Linked DNA regions of Homo sapiens: regions 1 and 3 are each linked to region 2. The links are chromatin contacts, found by Hi-C or POLR2A ChIA-PET in ENCODE. All regions are on one chromosome and are shown on one strand. Each heading gives the region's core, a stretch centred on a gene start or an enhancer-like site at or near the end of the contact. The rest is flanking DNA. Distances are from core to core; before and after follow the strand shown. Region 1 holds the start of GSDME (gasdermin E). Region 2 holds the start of CBX3 (chromobox 3). Region 3 holds the start of OSBPL3 (oxysterol binding protein like 3).

Region 1 (3,598 bases), core at 657-3,156, 1.4 Mb before region 2:
CCTCACTTTAAGGAGAAATAAACCAACTTATTGAACTGACAGTGTGTTCCTGGAGGTCTTTGACTGGAGGGGATTGAACATCACATAGAGAATCAGTGCTGAGCCAAGATTCCACCCGAGGTCCACCTGACTCCAAAGCCTGTGCCCTTGACCACTCTACTCTGCTGGCTCCCTGTTCAGCTTTTTTTCTGTTCTAATGTGGGCCTCATATGACTCATTCTGTAACATAAGAAAGTGCCCTTGAAAAAGGTAAACCTCAGTTACGGTGGAAACAGAAATCATTGCTATGGAACATGTGTCATTTCCTTTCTATCTGGGGAGACGAAACATGGCTGTACTTGTCTACTTGTCTCATTGTTAGCAATTTCAGCATACTTTGAATTAGTTTTAGTTTTCTAGATAGCAAAGTGCAATTGGGTCTATTAAATTAGAACAGAGGTGGCATCTTTTATCTTCCTATCCCTACAGCCCAGTACCTGAGCTCATTTTTAATGAGAAGACAAATTAATATTTCATCATTTCTTTCTAAAATAAAAATCGGTATGTGAACGCAATGATGGTCATAAGACAGGCAGGAGCTCGAAAGGAGAAGGAGAGTGAGGCGCCAAAGGCTTTGGGGAAGTGGAGTGGGTAACAGAGGGCAGTCTGGGTAAGAATAGAGAAGATGCGGTGTGGTGGCAGGCACCTGCGGTCTCAGCTACGGGTGTATGGGAGGATCCCTTGAGCCCAGGAATTCAAGGCTGCAGTGAGCTAGGATAGTGCCACTGCACTCCAGCCTTGGTGACAGAGCGAGACCCTCTCTCAACAATAACAAAGAACCTAGCCAAGGGACCGTGGCTAGGGGGTTGGGCCCTTTCTCTCTCAGATCTACCTAATGGTCTGGGCTCAACTTCTCCTTTAGAAAAAGAGCTTGGTGGTGGTAGATTGTGAAGACAATTAATTTCACTCTTCAGCTGCTTCTCCAACCCCACAGCACTCCTTTCATTCCACTTGGACTTGCCCCACCTGCCTGCGTCTCGAGGACAGCGACCGCAAGCCATCCATCCCTTTCATTATCCCATTCACTATTCTGGACAGAGTAGACTCTGGAGGAGTGGGTGGTCGGTGTGTTCAGTCCACAACCAGCGCTTTTCTAAGAGGTGCCCTCTAGTCTTTCCCCTCGGGGTGCAGACGGCAAGCGGCTCTGGAAAGGGTCAGAGGTCCTCAAATGGAGACCAAAGGAAGCCACGCGGGCAGCTCTTGAGAGCCATTCCAGCGCATGCCAGGCACACCGAGTGGGGCTTGGCCTCCTCCCCAAGCTAGGAGCTCTCTAGATACCGGAGCAAAGTGGAGGGGGACTTTTTTCCGTCCAGAGAGACTGAACTCCGTATCTGTTCCGCGGTCCGCCTCCCTGCACACACGCCCCCGAGCCGGGAGAGCCTCCGCAGCACCCAGAGAAGAGACCGGAACACAAAGGATGAACGAATGGGGAGGGGGGGTTTGGGGGGTTGGGAGAACGAAAATACCAGCTGCGCTTCCAACATCCAAGGAAGGAAGTGGCAGCGGGGACGGGGAGAGGATGGGAAGGGGATGCTGACTGCGAGTTGGGGCGGGACGCGGTGATGGGAGGGGACCGGGCCGGGAATGCGGGAGGCGAGGGGAGCGACGGGACCTGCCGTTCCGGCGGCCGGGCAGCCAATCGATTCGTCTCCCCTAGGAAGGAGCGAGGGGAGGGTGGCCCAGAGAGAAAGCGCCGCGCGGCCTCGGCTGCCCCCGGCCCGGGACACCCAAACAGACCAAAGAGGATCCGGAGTGGAGCCCGGAGCGGATCCCGCAGCCCGCGCCCGCCGCGCACTTACCCGCGCGCCCGCTGCTGGGTCCCCGGCAGCCGCGCCCCCTGCGCTGGCGGAGTCGGAGGAGCCTGCGCTGGGCCGGCGGGGGGCGGGCGCTTGGGGAGGGCGGAGAGAGGGCCCGCCCGCCGGGACCTTTGCTCGGTCCGGGCGCCCCAGAGCCGCGGGACTGGCCGCCGGAGGCTGCGGGAGGGGCCCGGGCCAGACCTCCCAGAAGCCCCAGAGAGAGCCGCTTCCCCTCCTTCGTGTGACTCTCTGGGAGCCGGGTTGCTGACGGCCCAGCGCTCAGCCGGAGTCCCCGCGCGCTTTTCGGGACTCACCCGGGAGATGTCGGGGCCTCTCGGGAAGAGTGGGCTGCGCCTGCCTTCCGCGGCCGCCTCGCCTCTTCGCTGCGCGGGACCGTGGGGTTTGAGAGCGGCGCCTCCTCGCGGGGCCGAACCCGCCACCCACAGTGGAGTGTGGACTGACACCGCGGCCTCACGGTTCAACCAGGAAAGTCCAAGGCCTGTCCAGCCTGTGGGAGCCCCTAATGCCCGTGCCTGGAGTAGTATCTGGGTGTGTGGTGCGACAGTGCCCACACTTAGGCCTGCCGCTAATCAGTGATTCATTCCTGTAAACTCCACTCTAAGCTCCTTGAGGGCAAAACCAGGCGCTCTCACACACTGGGTGCTCAACGAATACTGAACGAGGGAATCTCAGCATAGCTGGTGCTCAAACATTGCTTTCTGATGAACTGACTTAAATATTAGCTCTTTTTGTAACATTAGGACCAGCTGAAACCGATTAACCATTACTTAAGTTGTTACAGCGAGGCAGAGCCAAAATCTCCCGGGCGTGTGCAAGAGGGAAAGCTTTCTAATTGTGAACACCGCGCGCCCCGCAGAAGGCTGCATTGGCATCACCTGGGACTGGTTAGAAATGCCAAAAACGCCTGACCCGCTCCCAGGTCCAGAAGACAGATTTAAGCTTTGCCTCTTGTCTCCTTGCCAGTTGACTGGCAATAGAAGTTTTTCTTTTCTCAAAAGCCTGTGCCACAGTTTGGTTTCTGTGTGCCTCAGGTTACGAGCCCATTGCTCAGTGACACTTTCAGTCAGTGTATCGTCTTCACTGTGCAATGCTCTCTACTAAGCTGAGAGCAAAGAGTAAGAGAAAATGAAATTTCTGCCCTGCGAGAGCTCACACAGTATGGAGTTGTGTGGCTGTCTTAAAGGCTGTTCGGGGAGGGCAGGTAGAGAAGCCCGGCAGCGCTTTCCCTTGGGCCCCGCTATGCTTTAAACATATCTCTAGATTGCAATTATCCACCTCACTGTAAAGCCTTTCCTGACTATCCAAATTAAAAGTGCTGCCCACCCACCCACGGGAACACCTCCTAGTTCCTCCTCTGCTTTATTTTTCTCTTTGCACTCACCACCATCTGATAGACTGTGTGCCTCTTATTTCATGTATTATCCTCTCCTGTAAAATGTCAGCAGCATGAGGGCAGCTGGTCTGTTTTGTTCCCTATGCCCAGCACCTAGTTTAGGATTTGACACATGGTAGCTATCCAGTAAATAATTGTTGAATTAAGAAATGAATCCTTTTGTTTGTTTCTCCACCTAGACTGTGGGGCAGTACACATCCTTGCAGTACCCAGCGCAAAATAAGTGCACAATTAGTGGTTATTGGATGAAGAAGTGGTTCGAAATGGTCCATGGTGGTAGGCCCCTGATTTGCTAATGTGATGAGATGTTGGACGAAAGAAAGAATCCCAGCCCTGTCAAGAGACTTTT
Region 2 (3,682 bases), core at 394-2,893:
AGGAAAACGCTGAGAGGAAGGCGAGCCATGAAAATGGCGGCCGCCAAATCCGGTTCCCGGGAGAGAGGGGGAGGGGAAGCTCCGCAGCCTCGCTCACGAGGACCTGCTGCCCGCCGAAACGCTCGCCGAGGAGACGCCGTGGCCCCCGAAGCAGCGTGCTTTAGAAAGGGAATAAGAATTCCCGCCTCCGCGCCCCACTTTCACCCCAGCGGGGCAGCGTCCGCCATGTGAAAGCTCCCCATCCCCCACCCCCAGTGAAGGGAAATGGCGCCGGGAGGCTGAGGGTGGGGAAGCTGTTTGTACGCTCAGGCCTCCGCTCAAGACCCCGTTCATAAACCTTAAGCCCCACTGCTACTGAATTGGTCCGATTTCCTGCCTCTCTCCCACGGAGGCGGCTGGCCGACTTCCACTGAGGCGCCAACGGCCTCGCCATGCCCTTTTCAATAACTCATTGATTTCAAACCCGTTACCTCCATCGCGGACTCAGTCGCTTCAGCCCGATTTCCCGCAGCCGAGCGAGATGAGAGAGATCTCCGCGGACGAACACGAACCGGACTCGTCCTGGCGCTGTAGTGAGAACTGCCGCTGCTCGAGAAACAACTCTGCGAGGAGCACCTCCGCACGGGACCCGGCGCTGCTGCTACTGCCGCTAGAGCCGCTGCCGCCGCTTTTCTAGAACCTTCCCCCCCACTAACGCGTCTTCCGCTACGTCAGGCCGTCGCGTAAACGCCCTATCCGCCGCCAATGGCGGGAAGGCTCTACGCCCCACCTTACGCCAAATGCGTACTCCTCCCACCCTTGCGGCCAGAGACAGTACCCGACGTTACTTCCGTAAATGCGCTCAATGAATTGCGGAAGGCTAGAGTCCTGCTAGTTACTACCTCTTGGAATAGGGTCCCGCCCCCTGCCTTGGCGCAAGGCAGGTGAGAAACGGTCGCGCAGTTTGAAATTAACGCCGACGGGAGGGGCTTAATCCGCAGCCTGGAGATCCAGCCCCCTCAACCCGGGAGGTGGTCCCTGCAGTTACGCCAATGATAACCCCCGCCAGAAAAATCTTAGTAGCCTTCCCTTTTTGTTTTCCGTGCCCCAACTCGGCGGATTGACTCGGCCCCTTCCGGAAACACCCGAATCAACTTCTAGTCAAATTATTGTTCACGCCGCAATGACCCACCCCTGGCCCGCGTCTGTGGAACTGACCCCTGGTGTACAGGAGAGTTCGCTGCTGAAAGTGGTCCCAAAGGGGTACTAGTTTTTAAGCTCCCAACTCCCCCTCCCCCAGCGTCTGGAGGATTCCACACCCTCGCACCGCAGGGGCGAGGAAGTGGGCGGAGTCCGGTTTTGGCGCCAGCCGCTGAGGCTGCCAAGCAGAAAAGCCACCGCTGAGGAGACTCCGGTCACTGTCCTCGCCCCGCCTCCCCCTTCCCTCCCCTTGGGGACCACCGGGCGCCACGCCGCGAACGGTAAGTGCCGCGGTCGTCGGCGCCTCCGCCCTCCCCCTAGGGCCCCAATTCCCAGCGGGCGCGGCGCGCGGCCCCTCCCCCCGCCGGGCGCGCGCCCGCTGCCCCGCCCTTCGTGGCCGCCCGGCGTGGGCGGTGCCACCCCTCCCCCCGGCGGCCCCGCGCGCAGCTCCCGGCTCCCTCCCCCTTCGGATGTGGCTTGAGCTGTAGGCGCGGAGGGCCGGAGACGCTGCAGACCCGCGACCCGGAGCAGCTCGGAGGCGGTGAAGTCGGTGGCTTTCCTTCTCTCTAGCTCTCGCTCGCTGGTGGTGCTTCAGATGCCACACGCGTCCCGGGGGCCCGGTTCTCCGCTCCCCTCCCCTCCCCTTCTCGCCGGACCCCGCGCCGGGAGCTGCGGGAAGGAGTGGAGGGTCGGGCGGTGGCCTCGCGGCTGGCCTGGCGCGCGGCCAGCGCCGGTAGTTAGTGGGGGGACTGCTCTGCCCTCGAGGGGGTAGGGAGCTGTGGCGACGGTTGCCCCATTTCGAGACAAAGCGCATTTCCCCCTCCCCTCCCCCACCCGCGTTCCGGCGGAGGCGCCCCCTCCCCCAGCCGCCACGCGGGGCTGGGTCGAGACTTGGGCCTCCCGGAGGGCGGCGCGTGGTCCCGCGTCCGCGAGGCCTGGCGGCGCGCGGCCGGCTGTCCCGAGGCTGCGGCGACCGCCCAGTTAACGTGGCCGCCGCGGGGGTAGGCGCGTGCGGTGTGGCGCAGTGCCCTTGAGCCCCCGTGCCGCGGCCTTTGTTTCTCCCCGCGGATGCGCTGACCACGAGGCCCGCGCTCCCGGGTGGGGGCGGGCACCCGCGCTTAGGCCTCTGGACGCCGGGCTTCAGCGGCGGGGGTCGGGAGCGGGTGTTTGCAAGAGGTGATTCTTTTTTCAAAGTGTCACGAAACGGGGTTGAAGCATCTTAAGTTTTTTCCTTTTGTTATTTAATTACCGATTGGAAAGAGGGAGGGTTTCTGAGCAGAAACCAAGTTGGGATTGCAGAACAGAGAAGATTCACAGTGCTTTACCGTTGTGAGTTGTTTGGGTAATCGTGCCTGGTTTTAAACCGAAAGGATTGTCCTTTAAAAATGGAACATGGACTTTATTATAAATGGGACTTAGATTGGAAAAGACATTGGTCCCCTATTTTAAGCCATGTGAAGCTGTTTTAGGTACCAGGATCCCCAGTAAAGTCTTTCTAGACTCACATGGTTAGGACACGTACTTAAGTACATCATAAGCAATGTAGGTAGGAGCGCAGATCTACTCTGGATTTGTATTCACGTTTGAAATGTGCGCTCTCTACTTGGGGGTTGGAATCCAAACAGAATTTGTATTTAGTTACCTTTTTTGTGTCATGCAAACTTACCTTAACTGTCATGCATTTTTCTAGTAATAGCTCTTCAAGTCTGCAATAAAAAATGGCCTCCAACAAAACTACATTGGTAAGTTAATGAAAACCTAAAATATGTAAGGATTTAACTCAAGTTTTTTTTCCCCACAGTATAACTTTGCATCTCTGTGGCTGAGAAATTTACATCCACATATTTCCCAGCTCTCCCAGTGTAAATTACAGGGGAAAATTAAGAGAAAAACGAATTCATTACAGGGAGATACTGGCTTGGCTTAATAGTGTCTTAACTAGTTCAAAGAAGGCTAATCTTTGAAGGACAGTGCAATGTGGATTTTGCTGAGGATTTTTATCTTCAAATAGAAATACACACATTTTTGCAGCGTTGAAAAATGTTACATAAAATGGTAAAGCCCTTGTTGGTTGGCATAATTTTTCTTAAATCCCCAGAATTCTGGAGAAGTATTTTCATTAAAGCCCAATTTAAAGAACAAGGTACCTTGTGCACCTAGGTTGGAGCAAAAGTCATTGAATCTTTCAAATTACTTTGGTCACTTTATCTTGTTTTAACTTACTCTAAAACATAGAAGAATATTAAGTTTAATTCATTGCAGTGTTTTGTTTTTTAAACAAAATGATCGAAATCGCAAATATGAGCCAGAAGGGAGAAAAGGCTAGATTTTTTTTTTATCTTATTCAGCCATGTCATGTTACAAGTTTTTTTAAACCCTGGAATATTCACATAAAAATCATGAAATTCAAAGTTACAGTTTTCACAATATTTAACATTGCATTAATCTTAAACACGTAAAGGTGAATGTTAATGTCTCCTAGGTAAAATAAAGCATTTGTTTT
Region 3 (3,410 bases), core at 462-2,961, 1.2 Mb before region 2:
CAATTTCAGAGAGAAATTTAAGTGCTATGAGCAACAGCAAACGGGTGATGTGGCTTGGCTGGAGGGGATGGTCATTTAGCTTGGATGCATAAGAACCTAGGCCTGCTTGACTGATCTCCTTTAGCCAAGTATAGTCCTTTAGCCAAGGACCTCACCTTGTATGATACTTGCGGGGTACAGTGCAGATGATGAGAAGCCAGGCCTTCGCTTTCACCCATCTGTGGAAGTATCTCTTTTGCAGCTGTAGTTTAAAATATTTCTAAATGCCCTCATCCCAATACTCAAACTCTGAGGGTCAGAGCAACACCTAGGGGGTCTCAAGCACCTCTGCGCAGTACGCAGACACATGGAAACCGACAACTTCACAGTCCCCTCAGCTCCAAGAGTCCCGACTGAGGAGACTGGTGGCTTGTGAGGCGGAGAAGGACAAGCACAAGTGTGCAGAAGGCAGCAAGCAAGTTGCGTTGCCGAAGGAAGGGCGGCGCGCCCCTGCTTAAGAAGTATCTGGACGACCTGCGACAGTGCCCATCAGCGACTCCAGAGGCCACAAACGCTCCCCGGGAAGCTGGGCAGCGCTAAGAGGCTGCCTGGGAGTTTCTGGCTTATGATGACAGTACTTAAAGAATTTACCTGACCACGGAATAAACAGAGACAGAGGTAGGAAAACCCAACTGTAGACAACGTTCAGACAGAGTGCATAAGTCCCTAAGACCCTGAACTAAGACGCTGCAGGGCCTCCAGGAAAGGACCAATGTGAGAGACACTGAGACGAGAGTTAGGGTGAGCCTGAAGGTGATCTGAACAGTAGTAATTGGAAACTAACAAAAAAAAAAAATTCCAGAAGGGGCCAGAAAGCTGATGAATATGTAAATTCAGACAAGAAAGGAATGTGCCCTGGGCCTCCAGCCCAGCACCGGGGAGCTGAGCAAGCCGGGGTTGGGAAGGCGGGCGAGCGGAGCGCCTGCCCCGCGAGCGTTGTCTCAGTCTCTCCGGCGCGCCCCATCCCGCGGATGTGGTAAAGCTTCGCGCTCGCCCCAATTTACCAGGCTTCCTGAGCCTCTAGCCCCGGCGTAGCGCCTCCCCGCTGCCCAGGACAGCTCCGCGCGCCGCGTCCTCCCGCACCTGCGCCGCGGCCCCTGCGCTCGGCTCCTCCTGGCGGTCAATCCTCTGAGCCGTCCCTCGAGGGAAGGTGTCCTGGGGTGGGTGAGACCCGGGTCCTCCTTCCCCGGGAGCTGCAGCCGGCACCCAAGCTCCCAGGCTTGGGTCTGCCCCAGGGCCGGAGCCTCCCCGGGCGACTCGGACAGACCCCGGTCCGGCAGAGAACCGCGGCGCCCCGCAAACAGCAGCCCTTCCGAGCCCGCGCCGCCGCCAGGCCCCCCGACACCCAGGCCCCATTTAGGCGGGCGCCCCGCCACTCACCTGAGCGCTGTGCAGCCGGAGACGCTCCCTAGTTCCCCGGGGCCGGGCTCCGGGGTTAGCGCACAGAACCGGGAGAAGGCAACCCCGGCTTCTCCGGTACCCCCGCAACGTGCAGCTGACAGCTCCCGCACCGGCCGCAGGAGTCGGGGGCGGGGATGGCCACTTGCAGACAGACTGCGGGGCCGGAGCCGCGCTGCGCACCGGCCGCGAAGCGCTCAAGTCCCCTCTCCCGGGCCGGCTGGCGGGCGCCACCAGCACGCGGCCAGTTCTGAGTACTTTGCCCAGAACTTCTCGGCGCGCGCCGCCCGGCGATTAGCCCGAGGAGCCGCGCAAGGGCGGGAGCGCAGGGGAGGGGCCTGAGAGGCCCAGGGGCGGGGCCCCGAGGGGGCGGGAGGGCGGCAGAGTGATGCACAATCTCACCAATCAGAAGTCGCCTTTCGGGAAGGAGGTGGGGCGATGTCCTCGGAAGAAGCCAGCGGATTCCATGACGCGGCGGGGGAACTAGGGACCCCGGATTCCGGATGGGTTGGGAGGGCGGAGGGAGGCGAGTCCTGCGGCGAGGCACTGGGTGGGGCTCCCGGTGGCCCAGCTCGGTGCCTGCGCGCGGTAGGCGTTCGGTAAATGTTCCTCTAGTGGCTTTTCCGGGCCAGGGAAGGAGGAAAAAGTGAGGGCAGCGCGGGAGGGGCAGGTTTACGGAGAAGGCTCCAGGGGACCCTTGCGGTCGCACAGGCTAGGAGAACTCGACCTCCCGAGAAAGTCAGACTGTGGCAGAGGAGTCGAGAACAGAGGAAATACATAGGGAGGCAGCACTCTAGGCACGAGATGACAAAGGACAGCATCAGTGTGAGACCCGGGGCTCGGAGACCGTGACCCTACCTCCAGAGGCAGTCGTGCAGATTCGTGCCGGGGTGATTTTGTTCTGTGCAGTTTATGTGCAAGGGGGTAGGAGGTGGGGAGAGCACCGTCGTTACTATTAAATCTCCCTGAAAGACGGAAAAGTCCACCCGACTTGACTTCCCACTAGCCCAATGGCCTTCTTTGATCCTAGGACGAATGCAAGCAGCTGATGGTTTGGGGTCAGTTTGCAGACTGCAAATGTGTCGAGTGCCGCAGGTGGCGGGTGGGAAGGGCATGAGCATTTAGTGAGCACCTAGTATATGCCAGGAGCAGTTGCGAGCTTGCAACTGTGAGAAAGGCGCACCAGGCTCCAGTACTCACGGGGCTTGCATTTTTTGTGGAAAGACAGACAATAAAGAAGAGAAAATACATATCTATGCAAAAAATAAAAGGCTGACAGACTGTTAGTACTGAGAGGAGGGCCAAGTCCACTTTCGAAAGTGGTTTAGCGCGTGATGGGGCGCTCACCCTGAGGGCCTCTAGGCGAGGGTGGCTTTTACCCAGATTCCTGAGCCTGGGAAAGGAGCTGCCACACCCAGTCTCGCACAGAGCGTTCCAGGCGAAGGGAATAGCAAATACAGGGTATTTAGCCTCCCTGAAGACCCAACTAACCGACCTCACCGAGCTGGGCACCGCGCGTGGCTCGCTGGGCTCAGCGCCTGGGACGGAGTAAGGGCTCCACAGTGTTAAATCCCCCTGCCAACCACCACCTGCAGCGCTCGACGCATTTTCAGTCTCCAAACTGACCCCAATTCAAGGTTTCTGAGACTCTTTCCGGAGCTATTCTGTTCACATTTCATTCACCACGCTCAGATCTTCGCTTTCTGGAACCATCCCCCTCGCGAAATGTCTGGGACTGTCTGTTTCGGATCTGGCAGGCGGCGGGCGAGGGCGGGAGGCGCCAGAGATGCTGCCGAGCAAATCCACTGTCATGCTGCCCACGTCGGCACACGGAGAAGCTTATTGGAGAAGATTTCAAATCGAATGACTCCGCGGTTCCTAAACCACCTCGCAAAGCCCGACCAGCGCCAGGTGGCTGGACGGGTAGTGGAAGGACGCGTCTGGCAGGCGCGCGGACCGTCCAAGGAGGCACC

What was found. Hi-C counts contacts between places; a loop is a spot of excess contacts on that map. ChIA-PET counts read pairs that join two places held with the same protein, here RNA polymerase II (POLR2A). Pooled maps may share reads with other maps.
Region 1: a loop to region 2 is called in a pooled map, with 8 times the contacts of the local background. The contact joins the promoter of GSDME here to the promoter of CBX3 in region 2. A Hi-C loop is called at or near these places in 1 of 37 single-sample maps with no recorded cell type and 10 of 50 pooled maps. POLR2A ChIA-PET finds 5 or more read pairs at or near these places in 1 of 52 experiments (Caco-2).
Region 3: a loop to region 2 is called in a map of ascending aorta, with 4 times the contacts of the local background. The contact joins the promoter of OSBPL3 here to the promoter of CBX3 in region 2. A Hi-C loop is called at or near these places in 2 of 168 maps with a recorded cell type or tissue (ascending aorta and naive thymus-derived CD4-positive, alpha-beta T cell) and 9 of 50 pooled maps. POLR2A ChIA-PET finds 5 or more read pairs at or near these places in 3 of 52 experiments (CD4-positive, alpha-beta memory T cell, Caco-2 and H1).

The regions. Positions count from the first base shown.
Region 1 is chr7:24,755,558-24,759,155 of GRCh38, forward strand. It overlaps GSDME (gasdermin E), which reads right to left and starts at 1,907. Exons shown (of 10, transcript NM_001127453.2): 1 at 1,839-1,907. It overlaps LOC124901820 (translation initiation factor IF-2-like), which reads right to left. Exons shown (of 3, transcript XM_047421177.1): 2 at 2,105-2,380; 3 at 767-2,012. The coding sequence ends at 1,299. RefSeq lists silencers at 1,457-1,506, 1,517-2,096, 2,907-3,056 and an enhancer at 2,177-2,406.
Region 2 is chr7:26,200,102-26,203,783 of GRCh38, forward strand. CBX3 (chromobox 3) reads left to right here and starts at 1,644. Exons shown (of 6, transcript NM_016587.4): 1 at 1,644-1,725; 2 at 2,870-2,921. The coding sequence starts at 2,898. It overlaps HNRNPA2B1 (heterogeneous nuclear ribonucleoprotein A2/B1), which reads right to left and starts at 645. Exons shown (of 11, transcript NM_002137.4): 1 at 471-645. The coding sequence starts at 476. RefSeq lists enhancers at 1-60, 1-88, 61-1,033, 199-588 and a silencer at 1,529-2,348.
Region 3 is chr7:24,978,467-24,981,876 of GRCh38, forward strand. It overlaps OSBPL3 (oxysterol binding protein like 3), which reads right to left and starts at 1,712. Exons shown (of 23, transcript NM_015550.4): 1 at 1,420-1,712. RefSeq lists silencers at 1,102-1,311, 1,362-1,871 and an enhancer at 3,012-3,181.